Regions from separate parts of the Homo sapiens genome. Here region 1 is linked to region 2. The links are chromatin loops, found by intact Hi-C in ENCODE. Cell type or tissue: IMR-90. All regions are shown on one strand. Links, peaks and the distances in the headings refer to the core of each region. The heading gives the core; the rest is flanking DNA.

Region 1 (10,411 bases), core at 751-8,750, 110 kb before region 2:
GAACTCACCAGAATCTCCTCTGAATGCTTTCTTATGCAGGATCGTATTAAATTTACTTTTGTTCTTTATTGCTTCTTAGATTGCTATTACTCTTTTTGTTTCTCTCCAGATGCTTGAAAACATGTTGTTTACTCATAGAACTATTCACTTCTGTTTTGGTGAATGAATATTTGTTTTTAAACATCAAAGCATTTGGTCATTTATTATTTCTTTTCTTATAATAGTTTGCCTGTTCAACAAAGGAGTTTAAGGCAGTTAGTACTTGATAACATTTATTTTGTTTCTCTGTCTGAGGGGGAAAATAACACTTCATTTAAACTCTTTAAGTTTTCTGAACAGGGTGGTTGCCATTGCCCCATGGAATCCGTGCACTTGTGTAGTGCTTGCTTTTCTCTGTAAGTGGAGGCAAAAAATTGGGTCTACTGAGCTTTGTGGTAATATGCAGCTTAGAGTTTTCAGTGAGCTTTGTGTCCTACCTTAGAGCTGAGGTTTTAAGTTTTAAAGAAAATAGCAAGCTGAATTGATGCCAGAAAACTCCAAACCTGCCTCCTATAATCTTTGCTCCATGCCTGTGGCCAGATTTCCAACATCAAGATGGATCCCTTGGTCTCTTCTGAGAGTCAGATGTTTGTTTTCTTTCCTCTTGAAAATGAAAGTGGTTTTAGAGGTGGTGAGCAGCTGAGGAGTTTCAGCATTGAAGGCCAACTCCTTCAGCTGGATCATGGAATGGTTCCCATATGAGAAGACCAGGAGGATACTTGCCAGATAGGTCTTTTTATAATGACTGAACAAGAGAAAGTGCTGGGTACATTACTGGATTTCAAAATCCAGAATTCTGAATCTTGGCTATAGGGCTTCAGCCAGCATTGAAACGTGAATATGAATGTCTTTTTTTTTTTTTTTTTTTTGAGACAGTGTTTCACTGTTGTCGCCCAGGCTGGAGTGCAATGGTGTGATCTCGGCTCACTGCAACCCCCACCACCCAGGTTCAAGCCGATTGTCCTGCCTCAGCCTCCCAAGTAGCTACGATTACAGGCACCCACCATCACGCCCAGCTAATTTTTATATTTTTAGTAGAGACGGGCTTTCACCACATTGTCCAGGCCAGTCTCAAACTCCTGACCTCAGGTGATCCACCTGCCTTGGCCTCCCAAAGTGCTGGGATTACAGGCGTGAGCCACTGCACCCAGCCATGAATATCCCTTAAATAGAGCTGGTCTTCATCCCTCAGCACATTTCACGTTTGTATTTCAGAAGTAATGGACAGAATGATCAAGAGTCTGTGGAACTCAGATACTAATTTCTAGCTTCAACTACTAAAATAGTATTTAAATTTCATATCACTGGCACTTGTTTAAGCATGTATGTATGTATGTATGTATGTATGTATGTATGTATGTATATCTTCTCAAACTAGGCAGGGATCCTGTTCTGTAATATCATGTAGTCTAGGAATTAGAAGAAATCTTACCCATCATCTTATTTCTCTCATATGGCACATAAGAAACTAAGACCGAGAAAGATAAAGTGACTTGTAGGGGTTTGTACACTTTTAACTGGGAAGACATTGATGATGATGAACACTTGTTCATCAGCATGTGTCTGCATTTCCCCTTTATTTAAATGGTAACTTGCCACCTTGGTGATAGTATCAACTTTTATTCGGGTGATTTATTTGAAGTTTATGAATGAGAGTAGCCATTATTAAAAACATCAACAAAATATAGCCACACTTCTGCATATCCAAAGTATTTCCTACATTGTGTAATTATCCATGGTTTTCTTCAGAGTCTTCCAATAGGAAGCCAAATCTTTGAGTAAAAAGATGTGCTTTCTATGTAACTCCAGCAAAAGGCATATATAGATTTGGAGCTGGTGTTTTTCTTTGACCTTATCAATTCCATTTAAAATATTAGCTATAATAAAATAAATTTATTACTAATTATTACAAATTTATATTGCATACTTAGATAGGTGCCATTCTCATTTGTGATACTAGACCACTCTGCCACGACAAACATGGCAGTAACCAAATTAAGAACCAGAGCTCAAGATACCAGCTGTCAATGGAACCACCACCACTTGCTACTATCTCTTATTTTTTTCTTTCGTAACATTCAGAAAAAGTCATTTAACCTTCTCACACTGATTTCTTCTCTACGAAATTGGGAATAACACCCCCTTAATATGGTTATTATAAGTATAATATGAAATTATAAGAGTACGTTAAGTATTCTTTGCATTAATCTCTTAGTTTATGAACTAATGTGAAAGCTTTGGAAAGAAATTCTTAAACATCTTTGATTCCCAAGGTTTTTAAGGTCTTAAAGCATTAATGTGTCAATTCCTAAAACTATTTGCAAATGGGAATCTCTAGATTATTCTTGTTTGTTGATATTCATGGAAGTATCCCACAACTTCCGTTAGTGATACATTCGGACATCTAGTAGTACATATCGTGTTTGTATAGTCTCTTTTCACTGAAAGATAAAGAGTTTCCCCTGTCAATATGTCATATTTACACTGTCTCTAAGTGACATTTGTTCCTGAGCAAGGTAGGTCAGCACCTTGACAAGGAGCCAGAAATCCACCTTCATTGTCTGTGATTCTTTCTCCTGGTTCCTGTAAAAAAAAAAAAAAAAAAAAAAAAAAAGAACTGCTCTGATAAACTTTCCAATTGTGTTTTAAACTTGCCCAACGACATTCTGAAAATCAGCATGATCTGCCAATATTCCTCCTTTTTTGAGATGCCATGATCTGACTAAATTATAAATCATCTCTGTTTGTTTCCTCTTCTGTAAGATATGTAAAAGGATTCCTCTCTCCCCGTCTCCCTCTCTGTCTCTGTCTTTTTAATAGATATTTCTTAAGAATTAATGAGATAATGGCTATTCCCCAAACACTTTGGGGGAAGGGGGTTGTGATGGTTCAGCAGATACTAGTCTGTTGAAATTTTGTGGTGCCAAAAGCCTTCAGCATTGATTGTAATTTGGTCACTTTGGCAAGGATCATAGCTGTAATTCTCAAATCCCAGACTTTATGTCTCAGTTTATTGGGGAGGGGAGAAGGGTGGAAGAAGAACATTGTTTGGAAGCCTGAACATAAATTTATAGGGTTTTCATAACCTATTGCTTTCCAAGTTTATATTATTTCAGCTTTGGTGTACAAAGATAATTTCTCTGGGCTCCCTCGGTGTAAGGAATGTGCGTTAGTTTTTTTATATGAGGGTGGTGATAGGTTTGTCTACCCCTTTACGTTTTTCACGTGTTGACAACTGAGCAATGGGGTTAGGGATTATCATCTATAGAAGTGAGTGAAATAACTTGCCCATGTGTTGATTGTACTAATATATGACCTGGGGGCCTAAACTAGCGCTCTGTCCCGATTTCTTGAGTGATATCTGGAATGATCAGGGCTTTCCTGTTCTTCAGTTTAAGGACTCCTGACTGGCCGCATTTACTGAAAGGAAACAGGAGCTCCATGACAGGCACCAGTTTACAAAAATTCCACCTTGTAAATTTTATTTGGAAATGAGACAGCCCCAGAAGTTGTACGTTTATTTTATTTGCTTATTTTTTTAAAAAAAAAAAAGAGTGGTTAGGACTTGTCAAATATGAATATCAATGATTCTTTCAGAATGCTGCATCTGAGTATTATTCTTGGAGTTCAACCATGTTTCTCTTGTTGGCTGTTCAACAGTAACTTGATCTGGATTTGTGTCTCCAGCCAGCTGCATTTAGGATGCTCTTTTCCTACCCCACACCACAAGAGGGCACCTTAGAATGCTGAGATACAAAGATAAAAGTTGCATGGATCCTAGAACCCCCAGAACAGGAACCTGGAAGAGAGTAACTGCCCCCAGCTCTCTCTTTAGTCTTCTCATATCTCTATTGTGGACCATGAGGCCAAATTTCACAGCAAATTACCCACACAGAGTATTGGGAGTCAATTGCATATTAGAAAGACTTGAAGGTATTAGCAGAAAAAAAATCATTAGTAGCCATGGTTCCAGTGCTTAGAATGAATGATTGCAGTATAAAAATATATGGAATATTAGAGTTAGCGTCTTTGGGACTGATTCTGGAATTCCTTTCTCACCACACACACAGACACGTGCGCGCACGCACACACACACACACACGCACACGCACACACATCTTTAAAATCTTCCATATCGGAAGAGAGTGAAAAGCAAAAGTTTATTTGAATATAGATTTGGGGTTATCTGTTTGGAAAACACAAAAAAGTACAGGATATGCTATGAGAGAACCATTCTAAATATTTATGCTTTAAAAAATATTTATCTTCTCGTTGAGGGAAGTTTTGAAGTCTCGCCTATATTTTCCCAAATCTCATTCATTTATCCTCAATCCAGGCCATTTTCTGAGATTCTGTTACGGGGTTGGAGCTAGACAACAGGATGAGGCTGAGCGCCTGTGCTTGGGACCTTGATGGTGATAGTGAGTCCTCTGGCCTTCAGTTCCAAGCTAGAAGTATGTGAAGATGTAACAAGAATAGGGAAAGATCATATATGTATACTTCGGTTGCAAGTCCAGGTCACATGGATGCTTTTGAAGGTGAACTTGTAAGTGCTTTGCAAAATACACACATCTCCCATGTATGTGATAGTCAGAACAGCCCCTGCACATGCCCTCACAGGCACATGCTTAATATGAACAGAGAAGTCTCAATGACCTTGGATTTATTTGATGTCATTCAAGTGGAGATTAAAAAATAAAGATATCACTAGTAGTGCCACTGCTAAATGAGGAATTTTGGTTAAGTGCCTGTCATATATTAACTAATTTGATCAAAAACCCAGTGAGACGGTTCCTATTATTGTTCCTGTTTTATACATGAGAAAACTGGAGTTTAGAGGGGTTGGGCAACTTGCGTAGTACCACATAGTTCTAAAGAGCAAAGGAATGTTTCCAGCAACAACCCCACAGCTTATTTTTTTGTTTGTTTTGAGACAAAAAGTCTCACTCTGTTGCCTAGTCACTGCAACCTCCACCTCTCAGGTTCATCAAGCAATTCTCATGCCTCAGCCTCCAGAGTAGCTGGGACTACAGGCACACCTACCATGCCTGGCTAATTTTTGTATTTTTAGTAGAGATGGGGTTTCACCATGTTGGCCAGGCTAGTCTCCAACTACTGACCTCAAGTGATCCGCCCACCTTGACCTCCCAAAGTGCTGGGATTACAGGCGTGAGCCTCCGTGCCCAGCCTTGTGTTGTTAATTACTTGATAAATGGGCATTCGTCTGCATTTAACTGCAAGTTCTGACTTTAAATTCACTTGGCCAAGACTGAATTTTATTTTTTGGTCATTGTATAGTGAAAAAAGTGCCCAGCTTTGGTGTCAGTAAACATAATTTCTAATTCTGACTCTGACCCTAACCAAATATCGAATCCCGAACAAGTCCTTTAAATTCTCCGATCTCAGGTTTCTCATCTGTCAAAAGATAAACTTTAATTATATGAATTCCAAGGATCTGGTCATGACTTCTTTGCAGATGAAGACACTCAAGATCTGCCAACTTTCATTTTATTTTTAGAAGGCAGATAGATGAGGGTATTACACATTGAGCAATATCTTAGCGCTCAGATCCAGGCCTAATCAGATGGATAGAGCTGTCTCAAACCATCAGTAGCATATTGTATGAGCCATAGGTACATGGGGGTTCAGGAAATAATTGTTCTGATTTTAATAATCCCCCAAATGTAAGGTATATATATTGGAGAGTTATTTTTAAACAAACCAAGTTTTTTATGTAGTGGGGGTATTGAAGTACTGGAAATATGATAGAGAAAACTGCAGTGGAAATTAGCAGCCAGAGATCTCGTCTTGAAGGTAACTATTAGTTGTTGTAGTTGTTGTATGTCCAGTCATGTAACCCCTCTGACCTTAACTTCTATACCTAACATGGCATCTGGAGTGAAAATTTGCAAATATGCTTTCCAGATGCAAAATCTCAGAACTTAGCTGAATGTGGATACGTTCCCACATACATTTTTAAACTGAGTGTGTGTAAGATTGAAACAGTGAATTTAGATTTTTACCTAGTCAATGAGCGGCATGGGATATACTGCAAACCAGACTCAAACCACAATGTTCCCACCTTCCGGTATACAGTATTCTCTCTTTGCAGTTGTCCTTACATAACAGAAATGCATTTGGCGGCAGCAGCCAGTGGTGGAACTGGCCAGCCCCCGTTGTGCTGGGGTGGCCCTCCACCATTTTTTCCTCCGTCTCCTAGCAGAGTTTCCACGGTCGAGAGGCCTGGAGCTCAGGTTACACCAGACAAAACTGTCCACTTACTTCCTAGGATAGTCTGGCTGGACCCCAGTGCTATGGCCACACTTCCAATTTTTGATAAAATACTTTTGACCCAGAGCTTCATTTCATTTAGACCTGACCTGATTTCCCTCCAGCTGAGGCTAATTTGCATGGCTGTAAACACGGACCTTACAAAGCTCACCAACTGTGATAAAAGCAAAGGAAACCTGAGACCATTGGAAATTCAAAAATCTGCCTTCTGTATCCCAGCCTGACTCTGAGTTATGCCTCAGCCCAGGAGGCTTCCTGTGTGCAGCAGCTAAAAAAATGTTATTCTGATTGATCTGATTAGGGCAGCAAGGTTAGCCATGGTCAATTTACAAAGACAGTATGAGAAGAAATCATGTGTGTCGTCATGTTATGGGTCAGCGAGGCCCCTGCCAGAAGTTACGAAAAGCCACAGCTCTGCCAGGACCATTATCAGATCTCCTAGGTGGGGTACAAACGGGATTGGAGGTTTAGGGGGCCCCTCCAGTGGAGTGAATGACAAAAGGGATTGGACTCTGAAGAGCGGGTGAATCAAATCATGCTCGCTCGCTTCCAGCTGGATTTCTTAGCCGCCAAGCCCCTTACATGTGAGTGGGAGAGCCTGGGAGTTCCCCAGTACAGTGTGGGGAGGACTGCCTTTAGCTTCTCACTGCAAGGGAAAGAAGAGGGTGGAAAAGCTAATTTGACACGGACGTGAGACTCTACGTTGACCCACAGAAGCAGCCAGATGGAACCTATTGGGCATTTTGATCCCTCCCTTCGCCACAAGAGTAGTTTAATTGGGATCTGGCTCCAGGCCCTTATTACTAAATAACCTGAGTTTTCGTGTTTTCATTTTCATTAATTAACTTTCATGCTAGGTGCCTTATTAGTCGCATTAGGCATTTTGCATGTCCAAAATATCTTAGGAGGTGAGAAGGAGGTCTTTAAAAATAGTACAGAGCTGCAAGTACCAGGGGGTTAATTCATGGCCGCCTAATTATCACATCACTTTTTACTCTCTTGTGGACTCTGTTGTACAACTTCCTTAGTTTAAAATATGCACAAAACCCAGCTTTAAACTTTGTTTTCAAACGGTTATTACATTCATATTGACTCTAAAGATTTTGGAGCCTTCACCTTGGGTGTGGTTTGCTTCCTTCCTGTCCAATTCGGGAACATAAATGTTCCTTGCAACACTGGGATAAGACACATTAATTAACAAAGAAAGATTTATATAAAATGAGGCCAACTGAAAGCTATACTGCTTGAGCTGGGGCTCATTATAAATAGATCACTCTGTATATAATCATCTTACTAATGGAAAAAATGAGACGTTGAGATGGTTGCTTGGAGAAGAATGTGATTCAGAATGTAGCAGTAAAACGCCTAAAGCATACTTTGTTTAGAATGCTTTAGTAAGACATTGGAGAGGCTTGGCCATGATGATGTTTTTGTTGTATATACATATACTCTTGGGGTGTGGAGGTATCTGAAAAACTTAGCCCTATAAAACCCAGCCATTCAGTTGCCACTGCAGGAAAGGATGAGCCTCTGAGGCTGAAGGTGCATGGAAAAGGAGGTAGAACTCACAGACCTGCACAGAGAGTTCATACCTATGAATTCAAGATCAAGCTGAGATCTGGGCGTTTGCCTCAGAGCCATAGGAAGCCAGTGACAAGGCTGTAGCAGAGGGCTGAGCTCCAGTTTCTGACCAGCTGCCTTCTCTAGCATGCCCAGTGTGGTGAGAGTCACCACTAGACTAAGTATGGAAGGTGGTAGTGTGGTAGGGCAGCAGGGGCTTCTTGAACCCCACAGGCCTGGCTGAGTCATCATTCATGGGGCAAGTCCCTTCATCTTTCTAAGGCCCCTTCGTACAGTTTTCTCATCTGTAAAGAAAGAGTAATATTAATGTCTGCTTCAAAGGTGGTTGTGAAAATTAAAATGTAGTATGTGAAATGTTTGGCCTGGGGCTTGGCACATCAATGGTGCTTTCACTATGCTATTACCACCATCATTGCCACCATGAGAACTGGGAATAAGAATAATGAAACATCCTCCAGTGTCATCCCAAAGGAAAGCAAGAGGTTGAATTTTAACCAGAAGCCTCATCTCTCATTCACTTATGGTTCCTGGACCCCAGGGGCTGCTAGTTACAATCCATTTCCCCTATTTGTGTGTGCGTGGATGTGTGTGTGTGTGTGTGTGTGTGTGTGTGTGTCCCACTGGGGCGCAGCTATGCAGTTAAAGCAAATGAATTTTAGCCAGATTCTCAGAGATGAATTCCTTCAGTGTGTACCAAGAAAAAACCACCCAATGCAAGGAAAAGTTTAAAATGTATCTCCATTTTCTAGTTCTATTTGTATTTTGCTTTCATGGTAACCTGTGTTTGTGATACAATTTTAAGAATGCCAGCTATTGGCAGGTAACATAATATCACCTTTTTAAATCTTTGGAGAGCATGATAGTCTATAAATAAATAAACATATGTAGAATGACCGATTTTGGTAATGTGAGGCTCTTAAAATATGAAGTTATTTTAGGTTGGTTTCTTTATTAACAAATAGACTGCATTAACTTTCATACAGTACTTGATTAAATTTTATCAACATAATGCATGAATAGAATTTAAAAAGTCAAGCAATATTAAGACTTTAAAAAAAAAAGCAAAAGTTCTCCAAATCTCAATAAAATTTCAAGGAATTTTTCATACAGATCACATCTGCTGATCAAAATGAAATTAAGTTAGGAATCGTGTCAATAACAAAAAGATAACTAACAGTATTGAAAACTACATTTTTTAAACTTTTAAGTCCAGGGGTACACGTGCAGGTTTTTACATAGATAAAGTTGTGTCATGGGGGTTTGTTGCATAGATTATTTCGTCACCCAGGTATTAAGCCTAGTACCCATTGGTTATTTTTCCTGATACTCAACCTCCTCCCACCCTCCACCTTCTAATAGGCCCCAGTGTATGTTGCTCTCCTCTGTGTGTCCATGTGTTCTCATCATTTAACTCCCACTTACAAGTGAAAAAATGTAGTATGTGGTTTTCTGTTCCTATGTTAGTTTACTAAGGAGTATGGCCCCCAGCTCCATCCATGTGCCTGCAAAGTCATGATCTCATTTTATTTTATGGCTGCATGGTATTCCATAGTGTATATGTACCACATTTTTTAAAATCCAGTCTGTCATTGATGGGCATCTATAGGTTGATTCCATGTCTTTGCTATTGTGAATGGTGTTTTAATGAACATACATGTGCATATGTCTTTATAACAGAATGACTTATACTCCTTTGGGTGTATACCCAGTAACAGGATTGCTGGGTCTAATGGCAGTTCTGTCTGTAGGTCTTTGAGGAATTGCCACATTGTCTTTCACAATAGTTGAACTAATTTACTCTCCCACCAACAGTGTAAAAGCATTCCTTTTTCTCCACAGCTTTGCCAGCATGTTATTTTTTGACTTTTTAATAATAGCCATTCTGACTGGTGTAAGATGGTATCTCATTGTGGTTTTGATTTGCATTTTTCTCTAATGGCCAGTGAAGTTGAGCTTTTTAATATATATATATATATATATATATATGTGTATATATATATATATGTGTATATATATATATATGTGTATATATATATGTGTATGTGTATATATATGTGTGTGTATATATATGTGTGTATATATATATATATATATATATATGCTTTTTGGCCTCATGCATGTCTTTTTTTGAAAAGTGTCTGTTCATGTCCTTTGCCCACTTTTTAATGGGGTTGTTTTTTTCTTGTACATTTGTTTCAGTTCCTTACAGATGCTAGATATTCAACCTTTGTCAAATGCATAGTTTGCAAAGTTTTTCTCCCATTCTGTAGGTTGTCTGTTCACTCTGTTGATAGTTTCTTTTGCTGTGTAGGAGCTCTTTAGTTTAATTACATCCCGTTTGTTAATTTTTGCTTTTGTTGTAATTGCTTTTGGCATCTTCATCATGAAATATTTGCCTGTGCCTGTGTCCTGAATGGTATTGCCTAGGTTGTCTTCTAGAGTTTTTATAGTTTTGGGTTTTACATTTAAATGTTTAATCCATCTTGAATTCATTTTTGTA
Region 2 (10,411 bases), core at 1,123-9,122:
CTTTGGGAGGCCAAGGCAGGCGGATCACCTGAGGTCAGGAGTTTGAGACCAGCCTGGCCAACATGGCGAAACCCCATCTCTACTAAAAATACAAAAATTAGCCGGACATGGTGGTGTGCGCCTGTAATCCCAGCTGCTCTGGAGGCTGAGACAGGAGAATCGCTTGAACCCAGGAAGCAAAGGTTGCAGTGAGCTGAGATCATACCACTGCACTGCAGCCTGGGCCACAGTGAGACTCCTCCAAAAAAAAAATAAAGAAAAGAAAGCTATTTTATCACAGGTCTATTAGGTAGGCTTTTATCTAAAAGGGCTAGAGGGGATTTTTTTTCCCAGAAATTCCTGCAAAGAGCGTATGTTTTCCCCCGAAGTCGGTTTCTAATGACTATCCAGTAATGGAGTTGTGAAATTATGGTATTTCCATACATTGGAATACTAAGCATCTTTTTTAAAAAAAAAGTCTGTATGTATTGACCTGGAGGATCCCTAATGTATATGTTTAAGTGGATAAAAGCAAGGGTCAGAAGAGTAGTTATGTTATTATTAGGTATATTATTTTATCATTCAGATAAAAATGAAGCAAAAAATGAATACTACCTAACAGTGAGAACAAATAAGAATTAACCTAAGACTGGCCGGGCGCGGTGGCTCACGCCTATAATCACAGCACTTTGGGAGGCCGAGGCGGGCAGATCACGAGGTCAGGAGACCGAGACCATCCTGGCTAACACGATGAAACCCCGTGTCTACTAAAAATACAAAAAAAAAAAAAATTAGCTGAGCGTGGTGACAAGCGCCTGTAGTCCCAGCTACTCAACAGGCTGAGGCAGGAGAATGGCATGAACCCGGGAGGCAGAGCTTGCAGTGAGCCGAGATTGCGCCACTGCACTCCAGCATGGGTGACAGAGTGAGACTCTGTCTCTGAAAAAAAAAAAAAAAAAAAAAACAAAAGAGAACTAACCCAAGACTGATATTCAGCTGGTCCTCACCATAACACCCATACAGGTTGCCTGTTCTGCTAGTTAGTACCTATGTTATTGTTAAATATTTAGACTATTACTCCTAAAACTAATCAAACAGGTTCATTGCTGCAGCAGGTAGAAAATAGGCAGATGAGGTTCATAGGCGTATGCAGATTTGTTATAAATTTGGGTGTTTTAACCAGTGAGTACCTCTTAAAATAGTAAACAAATTTTTTTTGAAAAACAATTTTCTATAGTACTTCGCACTTCACATTTTTCCCTAAGATTCTGCTTCCTATTCATTGCTTCTCCATCATTATACCAACTGGGGTCCCTTAGCCACCTGAACCTAGAATTGGAAACCAAATGGTCTTACTCACAGTCTCATTACTTTCATTGGGTGCTGAACTGGACAACTTAAAAGGAAATCTGAAGGTCCCTTATCAAGCAAGATCTATGAGCTAGTACCTTGGTTTGTTTCCTATGGCTGCCTTCTTCAACATCGCTCTAGATGGCTCTATCTAATGGAAGCCTCCCAGTCAATGAGAAAATGCAAGGAAATGTTTAAAGGCATTGAGAGCTCAAGACAGTCTAATACACACACACGTGTGCACGCACACACACGTGCACACACATGAACCTGCTGGAACCCCTCCGTTCTTTCTCCTTGACTTGGATTGACTTCACTTATTTTGCTCATGCTTCCATCATCACTTCAGTTTCAGGCGTCACACTTTTGTGATGTTATTATTAGGTATGTAACATGAACCCTAATTTACATTATGGTCAAGAAGAGGCCTCTAATATGTAGGGTGTTTTACCTGTTCCTCATATTTTTTTTCTTATTGCCATAATCCTGTTCTTTATTTCATTTGGGCTCTTCATTACACAGGTGCTTCAATGTACACTTTTATGAATATGCCAAAATGAGAGAGTAAAGATCTTCTCTCAGATTACCCCGACACAGACCATCCTTTAAACCTAATCACAAACATAGAACCAAATCTCAGTCATTTATATCTTGAGATCATTGTCAGGATCTGACCTCTTCCGTGGGTATTTGCATTTTAGGCCTTAACTCTAATTTTTTTGTTTGTTTGTTTTTTTGAGATGGAGTCTCGCTTTGTCACCCAGGCTGGAGTGCAGTGGCGCGATCTCAGCTCACTGCACGCTCCGCCTCCCAGGTTCATGCCATTCTTCTGCCTTAGCCTCCCGAGTAGCTGGGACTACAGGTGCCCGCCACTACGCCTGGCTAAGTTTTTGTAATTTTTAGTAGAGACGGGGTTTCACTGCGTTAGCCAGGATGGTCTCGATCTCCTGACCTTGTGATCCGCCCACCTCGGCCTCCTAGAGTGCTGGGATTACAGGCATGAGCCACCACGCCCGGCCTTAACTCTTAGTTTTTTAAAGAGTTTGTCTCCTGTTTTTCTGGAACTCCTGACCTCAAGTGATCCACCCACCCCAGCCTCCCAAAGTGCTGGGATTACAGGCACGAGCCACCACGCCCAGCCTTGTCTTCTGTTTTTAAACACTGTCTCAGAACTACATGCTAGTGGAAGAGAGATGGTAGTGGTTGGGTTTGGAGGTAAGATATTATTTGTCAGATAAGTATCATTAACTCTTACAGGGTCTTTCCTAGAGCAGCAGCAGATATTTACACACACACACACACATACACACACACACACCCCTACATCTTTTCAACGTTATGGAACCAGTTTATTTGCTTGCTTTGGTAGAACAGGGGACTATACCTTAAACTGATTTTTACAACTTTGAGTAGGCCCTCAACCATGTAAGAATTGAAGTATTACTAAGGACAACCTCATGATGGTGTTATTGGGTAATCTCCTCATTTCCCTTTCATCATGGCAGAATCCAAGATAGTTTGATGAGACTCTGGAGCTGCAATTGCATTAACCTCTTTCTGATGATTGGAAATGTCCCCAGGTAGAAGTAGAGGATGGAGCCAAGTCAGTCAGGCTCTTTCTTTCTATGTATAGCCCCTTGTGAATTCACCCTTTTCACATTTCATTAGTTTGTTTTGGAAAAACTAGGAGGACATGAACTCATCCTTTTTTATGGTTGCATAGTATTCCATGGTATATATGTACCACATTTTCTTTATCCAGTCTATCATCAATGGGCATTTGGGTTGGTTCCAAGTCTTTGCTATCGTAAATAGTGCTGCAATAAACATACGTGTGCATGCATCTCTATAGCAGAATGATTTATAATCCTTTGGGTATATACCAGTAATGGGATTGCTGGGTCAAATGGCATTTATGGTTCTAGATCCTTGAGGAATCGCCACACTGTCTTCCACAATGGTTGAACTAATTTACATTCCCACCAACAGTGTAAAAGCATTCCTGTTTCTCTGCAGCCTCACCAGCATCTATTGTTTCTTGACTTTTTAATCGCCATTCTGACTGGTGGGAGATGGTATCTCATTGTGGTTTTGATTTGCATTTCTCTAATGATCAGTGATGTTGAACTTTTTTTCATGTTTGTTGGCCGCATAAATGTCTTGAGAAGTGTTTGTTCATCTCCTTTGCCCACTTTTTGATGGGGTTGTTTCTTGTAAATTTAAGTTCCTTATAGATTCTGGATACTAGGCCTTTGTCATATGGGTAGATTGCAAAAATTTTCTCCCATTCTGTAGGTTGCCTGTTCACTCTGATGCTAGTTTCTTTTGTTGTGCAGAAGCTGTTTAGTTTAATTAGATTAAGCAATACTTTTTTCTACATACATACAACTTTTATTATTTTAGTAAGAATACTTAGCATGAATTCTACCCTCTTTAACAAATTCTTAAGTGTGCAATACAGTCTTATTAACGATAGGCACAATAAAATGTTGTGTTTTTAAGTGATCTGAATGTAGTGAGAGAGCTTTGTGCTTGAAGTCAGAAGACCTAGGTTTGAACACTGGGTTCACCACTTAACCTTTCTATGTGATTTTGCAAAGGATTTTAAGTTCTTGGGGCCTTTTTTTTTTTCTTGTCTGTAAAATGGGAATAGTAATATCTAGTACACAGTGTCATTATGAAGATGAAATTAGATAACATACATGGGAAACCACCATATAAACTATAAAGCTTTAATAAATACAATGTGTTACATTTAAGGCATTCTTATTGTCCCACTTTGACCCTCTGTGAGAAACACCAATATACTGAAAATTTCCTTCCTGAATTGTTAGTTCTGGTGTGTGTGTTGGGGGGTGATTGGGGAGCATGCTATACTTGACTTCAACAGGTGCATAGCACTTCATTTAATTTTGCAGCAATCCTTTGAAACTGATTTTTTTCATTCCTAACTTTCCAGATAAGAAAACTGAGTCTGAGGGTCTTGGTAACTTACTCAGGGTCAGGGTGAGCTCAATCCCAGCGTTGTTACTGTGCCATCCTACTAACTTAGAGAACCACTTGGTTTCTTTTGAGTCCCAGGACCCTAGGGGTAAATAGAAATAAGCATATTTGTTTCATCATCTAAAGGAGAAAAGTATCAGAATAGTAGATTTGCCTTAACCTTGGGTAACAGCTTAACCTCAAAGATTCCTTTTCTGAGGTCTTAATAGAGGTCCTCTTTTACCTTTCCCAACAATAACAACAAAGTTTCCATTGTAATTAGTAAAGAATTGCAGTGACAAGTATTTAAGTATTTTATGGAATCAGTATTGAGCTCTGCATCTTGCATAATGGTTGTTCTCATGATAAATTGCCTCACGTAATTATTGGCCTAGCCACCACTTTCTCTTTGGATTCTTGACAACTATGGCAAGGTTTTCATCAGTGATTGATCAAAGATGCTATCACAAGACTTCTCTTTGATTTATACAGTTATTGTCTTCTTCATAATGAAAGAGCTTAACACCTGTATTGCCTTCTGGGAGTTATTGTGCATAATACATGTTATATAATACATAGTTTCGCAGACAATGTCCAATTCTGGAAAGATCTTTTCATTCCTTCAAATAATACGGGTATGTTTCTTCTGCTGAGTTCATTTGGCCTTAAATGAGTTGTGGCAGCTCTAGTAGGAACGCAGGACTAATGTATGTGGAGCAGTTAGCTCAGAACCTGGCACTATGTATATCAGCCGCTGCTGTTGTTACGTGATTTTGTCAAATCTTATCAGATGCTTCAGACAGTGGGTCTCAGAAAGTTAATCACAGAAATTTTACTTACCCAATGGTGCGAATAGCAGTGGTTCCAAGTTCAAGTGGCAAATAATTATTTACTACAGAGGACGGCCATAATTTTAGAAGGAAAGTTATGTGCATCTTTTTCATCTCTTCTAAAAATAAGCCAGAAGCAATGAATATAAGCTGGATTTCTGTTAAGACCAGACACTTTATTTTTGTTATATGTATAATTTGAAGATAGTCATGTGTATAATTAGAATAAAAGGTAAGTAGAATTAGCATAAGTTTAAAAGGTACCAGATATGCATGGAACTTTTATAAGGGATTATATTTTTCACAATTAAAATATTTTACATATTTTAAAGTATAATTATTTCTATAATTACATCTTGATGATATAAGGGATGTACATAATTCCATTTAAGAGGGCAGGTCTGATAGATCACACTTCATGGCTACCAAAATCAACAATATTACCACCTAGTGGCTGCTGAATTGAACTGCAAACACATGATCCTTGGGATCCACAAAGACCCTGTCTCAATAGCTAAAAATGATGGAAAAAGATAGTGAACGCCACTATAATTAACAACTTTAATGGGCCTTGATAACTGTTAATCACTGTAACACCCCAGCTCTGCTTTCAAACAGATTGGGAGAATAATGAGAATTTGCTTTTCCATTTATTGAGAAACTGAGCCTTGAAAAAGTCGTGAGCTGAGGCTAGAGAATGTGATTATTTAATTCCTTAATCCTTTTATTAATCTTCTGAATTGAGAAGTAGATCTACCTTTCCCTCCCAGTTTTTTTATTTAAATTTTGATTTATTTATAACATTTTTCAGTGAAAATTAAAAATGTGTATTTGAGTAGATCAGAACTGTTTTAAACAGAGATAAACTGGTCTTCTCGTTAAGGAAATATGCGATGTTAGTTAGTTCATGTGCTTTTATAAATTTAGCAAAACCTGAGTGCTCAACATTTAGAAGTGAAGTGCCAGTCCTGATAGCTCATCCTTACTCCATCTCAGAGTCAGGCATTGAGACCTTTGCTATTTACTACTTCCCCTTTCATCTTAGCATCCACCAACTTGTTGACATTCAAATTATTCATTGAAATAACCAAACCGTCTGCCCACTGAGCTCATTGCACCATCCCATTTCCTTGCTGAAATAAATAAAATGTGGCGTGAGTAATTGTAATATAGTAATTCTAGGGGAGCATAATATATTCAAGTAAGTAATGTAGAAAGCCACTAAAAAGTCTATTTGAAATTGCTCTTCTTCCCAGGAGGGCACTGTTCTCTCTTTAATATATTCTCTTTGGCTTCACGATTCTAGGATTAAGCCTAATTGCTAACATAATATATGTGCGTGATCGTTGCTTTCTTTAACTTAAGCTTCCTCTGGCATTGGTTTCTAGTTTGTAGTCATGACTGTGGCATTAATTGTAATTGGTCTGAGCTTCATGTGAAATAGGTTCCAGCGTGTTGACAGCAATTAATGGAGCTCCATAGTCCTGGGTAAGATTCAAGGGGTGGGTTTTGCATCTCTTTCAAATTGTTTTCTCATTGTTTCTGTTGTAGTCTCCTGGGAGACTATAATAAACAGGCTGGCTTTAGAATTGCACAAATCTGAGTTCAAATCTCTCCCCTACCTTTCTTTCTTTTTTTTTTTTTCTCTTTTTGAGACAGAGTTTCGCTCTTGTTGCCCAGGCTAGAGTGCAATGGTGTGATCTCGGCTCACCACAACCTCTGCTTCCTGAGTTCAAGCGATTCTCCTGGCTCAGCCTCCCAAGTAGCTGGGATTACAGGCATGTGCCACCATGCCCGGCTAATTTCTTGTATTTTTAGTAGAGACAGGGTTTCTCCATGTTGGCCAGGATGGCCCCGATCTCCCGACCTCAGGTGATCTGCCCGCCTTGGCCTCCCAAAGTGTTAGGATTACAGGTGTGAGCCACCATGCCTGGCCCTCTCCCCTACCTTTCTGAGCTTGGGAAGCTTACTTCCTCAAAAAAAAAAAAAAAAGCTGAGGTTCCCTCATCTCAAAGACAGAGGTAGTAATACCACCACCATAAGGTTATTGTGCCCATCAAACTTGCTAAAAAATGTCAGCCGTTTGACTATGGGTCTTTCTTTCATACTAGTACAGATAAACTTTTTCAAACTTTTACGTATTATTAGTTTAGGGCTTTCTGTGTTCTAGGCACTGTGCTGCATGTTATGAATACAATGATGAGCAAAAGGAACACAGTCTTTGCCTCTGGAACTTATATTTGCCAGTGGATATTTTATAATTATAGCCGATTGGTAATAGGAATCCACAGTGCATAACCAACCATCTCAAAACTTAGTAGGCTACAACAATGTATGCCTATCTCTCACAGTTTAATGAGTTGATTAGACTTAACTGGCTAGTTCTTGCTTCAGGTCTCCTGTGAAGTTGGAGTTAGATTATGGCTGGAATTGAAATCATCTGTAGGCTGCAGAGCCTCGGCTCGGGTGGATGGAGGGTGGGGCTTGGCTGGGCATCTCTGAGAGCCCGTGCAGTCACTCCACATGGCTTGCGCTTTCTCATAGCATGGTGGTCTCGCAGTAGTTAGCCTTCTTACATAGTTACTGGCTTTTTCCTGAGCAAATGTTCCAAGGAAAAGAAATTAGAAATTTCCTATCCTCTCAAACACTGGGAATGAAACATCACGTCACTGTTGTTCAGAGAAGTCACAGTCCAGTCCAGTTTTAAGGGAGTGAATAGACGCCACCGTTCAACTAGAGAACAGCACAAACATGCAGGGAAGGAAAGAGCTGATGATGGACATCTTGGAGACAAGCTACCACGGTGTCCTAATTGATCGTTCCTCAGATTTGTGTCTCTCGATATCTGGACTCTTAACTAGTGGGCTTTTTTACTTGACTTAGTCCATCAAGATTTATAAAACTGACCATTTGTGCTTGCCCTAGGAAAATGGATTGTATAATCTTTAAGTGTGAGATAAATAGCAAAATACATATCTGTTCTGGTTCTCGTAACTCCTTCAGGATGGATGGTATTTCCAGGAAACAGGATTTTCTCATTCTCCTGAATCACTCTCTGTGTTACTACACAGAAGGAAATATACAGCTTCATAAATACTAGCCTCACGAACCCAGTTCCACAAAGCGATTCACATGTTACATGCCTACTGAAACACACAAGAACCATCACATCAGCCAGAATATATTTCCTAGGACTTTAATATAAAGTCCCATTTGCTGCAGTTTTCTACTCCGCTTCTTCTGAGATGGAGTGATGGAATGTGTAGAAATAGTTAAAAGCCATTTCTAAATCAACATTGAAAATATTTTTTTCAATTAGTTTATCTACCAATGTTATGTTCCCAAAAATATAGATAAGAAACCAGAATCTGGAATTTATATTAAAGTTCATGAGTTTTGATTACATGTTCCAGGTGGATCAATCTGAAATACAAGCCTTACTTTAAAATAATGGAATGATTCCCTTGGATATATGAGACTTCTTCTCCAGGGACACACTACATATACTCTGAGATTAAAACACTGTGTGTTTTGTCTCTCTATATTTCTCAAACATATTAAATGGACAATATCCAAGAGGCATCTAAGAAGGAATAAGCTAGAAAAGTAGCCTGTATTGTTTCCCACGAACTGTGATGATCCAACCCAAGATCAATGAGCTGTCAGAAAAAGTGGGGGAGAAGTTCCAAGCAAAAATATCTAAAGTAATAGCCAAGGGGATAAAGAAAACCACTGGCTGGATAAACGGTGATAAATGCTGGTGGTTTGTTTGTTTTTAAATTTTGTTTCTGTCTGTAAGTCCCTCTTTCTGTGTAATACAAACTCTTGTACTGTGTGACACTCCTGTGTCTATCTTTCAAAGACTGGGGAGGGTGGAATGAGCAATTATCTGTTCTTCTTTAAACAACGATTCTCCCACTGTTTAGAATTTAAACAGTGTGTGCACATTTTCTTTTCGGTATTTCAGTTGTCCACAGTTACAGTCCACTCAATGTTCTGTACAAATGGGGCATGATGACCCACTGGCACAGCTTCCTCTCATGTTTGTACCATTTCCATACCCTCCCCTCCCTCCTGGACACCTGTGCTAATCATCCAAGGACTGCCTCCCACCCACACGACTGCCTGTCCTCATCTTTGCCTCCTTGGCACTGAACGAAATAGCCAAGCTTCTGAGATCCCTGGAACTTGCCTGTGTGTGGAATCCCACATGCTCTAAAATGCCTTTCACACAGCTACTCTGTTTTTGAAGCAAAGTGATTTTAGTCATTTGTACGCAGTTATGTGCAGAGATGAGAGGTTTTGGGCATGCTGTTAGGTCCTCGGTAGTATCTTGAATGTGCTGATACCGGGTGATTACAATCTTCTAGTAGTGAGAAGGGAAAAATAGAGCTGCGTGGAGCTAGATATTCAAATAATATCATATCATGGCTCCTCCTGGGAATATGATCATCCTTGAAGTGACTTAGTCCTCACTCCTCTCCAGAAAAAAAGCCATTTCTTCCTCCAGCTTTCTCTGCCCTCTCACCACCACAGCCCCTTTGGTCTGGTTAAATCTGAGCCACACAGATGCTCACTAAGGGCTAAAACAACAGTGGCAAGAGGAGGCCAAGTTAATGGGTGAGCAGCACCCTAGACTGGGAGTGCTGAGTTTCGCCCACAGACCTCAAGCTGCCCCCAGCCCATTCTGCTTTGGATTTCAGGGCTGCAGCTCTCCTCCCGGGGAGGATTCATCACTTCTTAGGTTTGTTCAACGCTAGTTTCTTATGTTGCCAATATGTGGCTCTGCAAATAAATGCTCACAGGGAAAAATCGGAAATTGGTCTTATTGACTTAGCGGTGTAGATCTCCCTCCCATCAAGTATACAGTTCTTCAGTGTACCTGTAGTTAGTTCTGGATAATTATAAGCAAATTAACAAGGATTTTTTACATTGTTGTTCCCCATTTCATGACTAAGTTGCTGCCATTAGCACCATACCTGTGAGCTAAGCAGTGGGGAGGTTGATTTTTTTTTTTTCAAGCCTAATCTTATTTTGAGGAGAAATCGGTTCTCAAGAGAATCTTCTCTCTCAATCCTACTTCCAGGACACTGATGGGTGCAAGCCATTATTGATTTCCACAGTCTGTCAAGAGTATAAATGAGAAGTCTGAGTCTCTTGTCTCAAGAAGCCAAGCTTCTGATGTAGGCAGATAAAAGAAACTATGTTTGGAGTAGCTTATCATCATTAACAACCATAAGCATTTCCTGGCTAATGGCTCTTCACATGTA

The links. A loop is a pair of places that touch in the nucleus more often than their neighbours do. Peaks named below come from ENCODE experiments on the same cell type or tissue, not always from the same donor. Only the 100,000 strongest peaks of a DNase experiment are listed, where the experiment ranks them.
Region 1: a loop joins it to region 2, with 5 times the contacts of the local background. A loop is called at or near these places in 26 of 110 quality-filtered maps.

Annotation. Positions count from the first base shown.
Region 1 is chr15:32,949,541-32,959,951 of GRCh38, reverse strand. The region is part of intron 9 of FMN1 (formin 1); the gene reads left to right. Among named protein-coding and RNA genes, the nearest start is that of GREM1-AS1, 240 kb to the right of the region's middle. In IMR-90, for the core only: a CTCF peak has its summit at 3,761 (motif pointing right); DNase peaks (open chromatin) are centred at 3,721, 6,721 and 7,691; H3K27ac peaks cover 5,346 bases.
Region 2 is chr15:32,839,510-32,849,920 of GRCh38, reverse strand. All of the region lies in intron 17 of FMN1 (formin 1), which reads left to right. Among named protein-coding and RNA genes, the nearest start is that of GREM1-AS1, 130 kb to the right of the region's middle. In IMR-90, for the core only: a CTCF peak has its summit at 5,589 (motif pointing left); DNase peaks (open chromatin) are centred at 5,560 and 8,820; H3K4me3 peaks cover 382 bases; H3K27ac peaks cover 2,802 bases.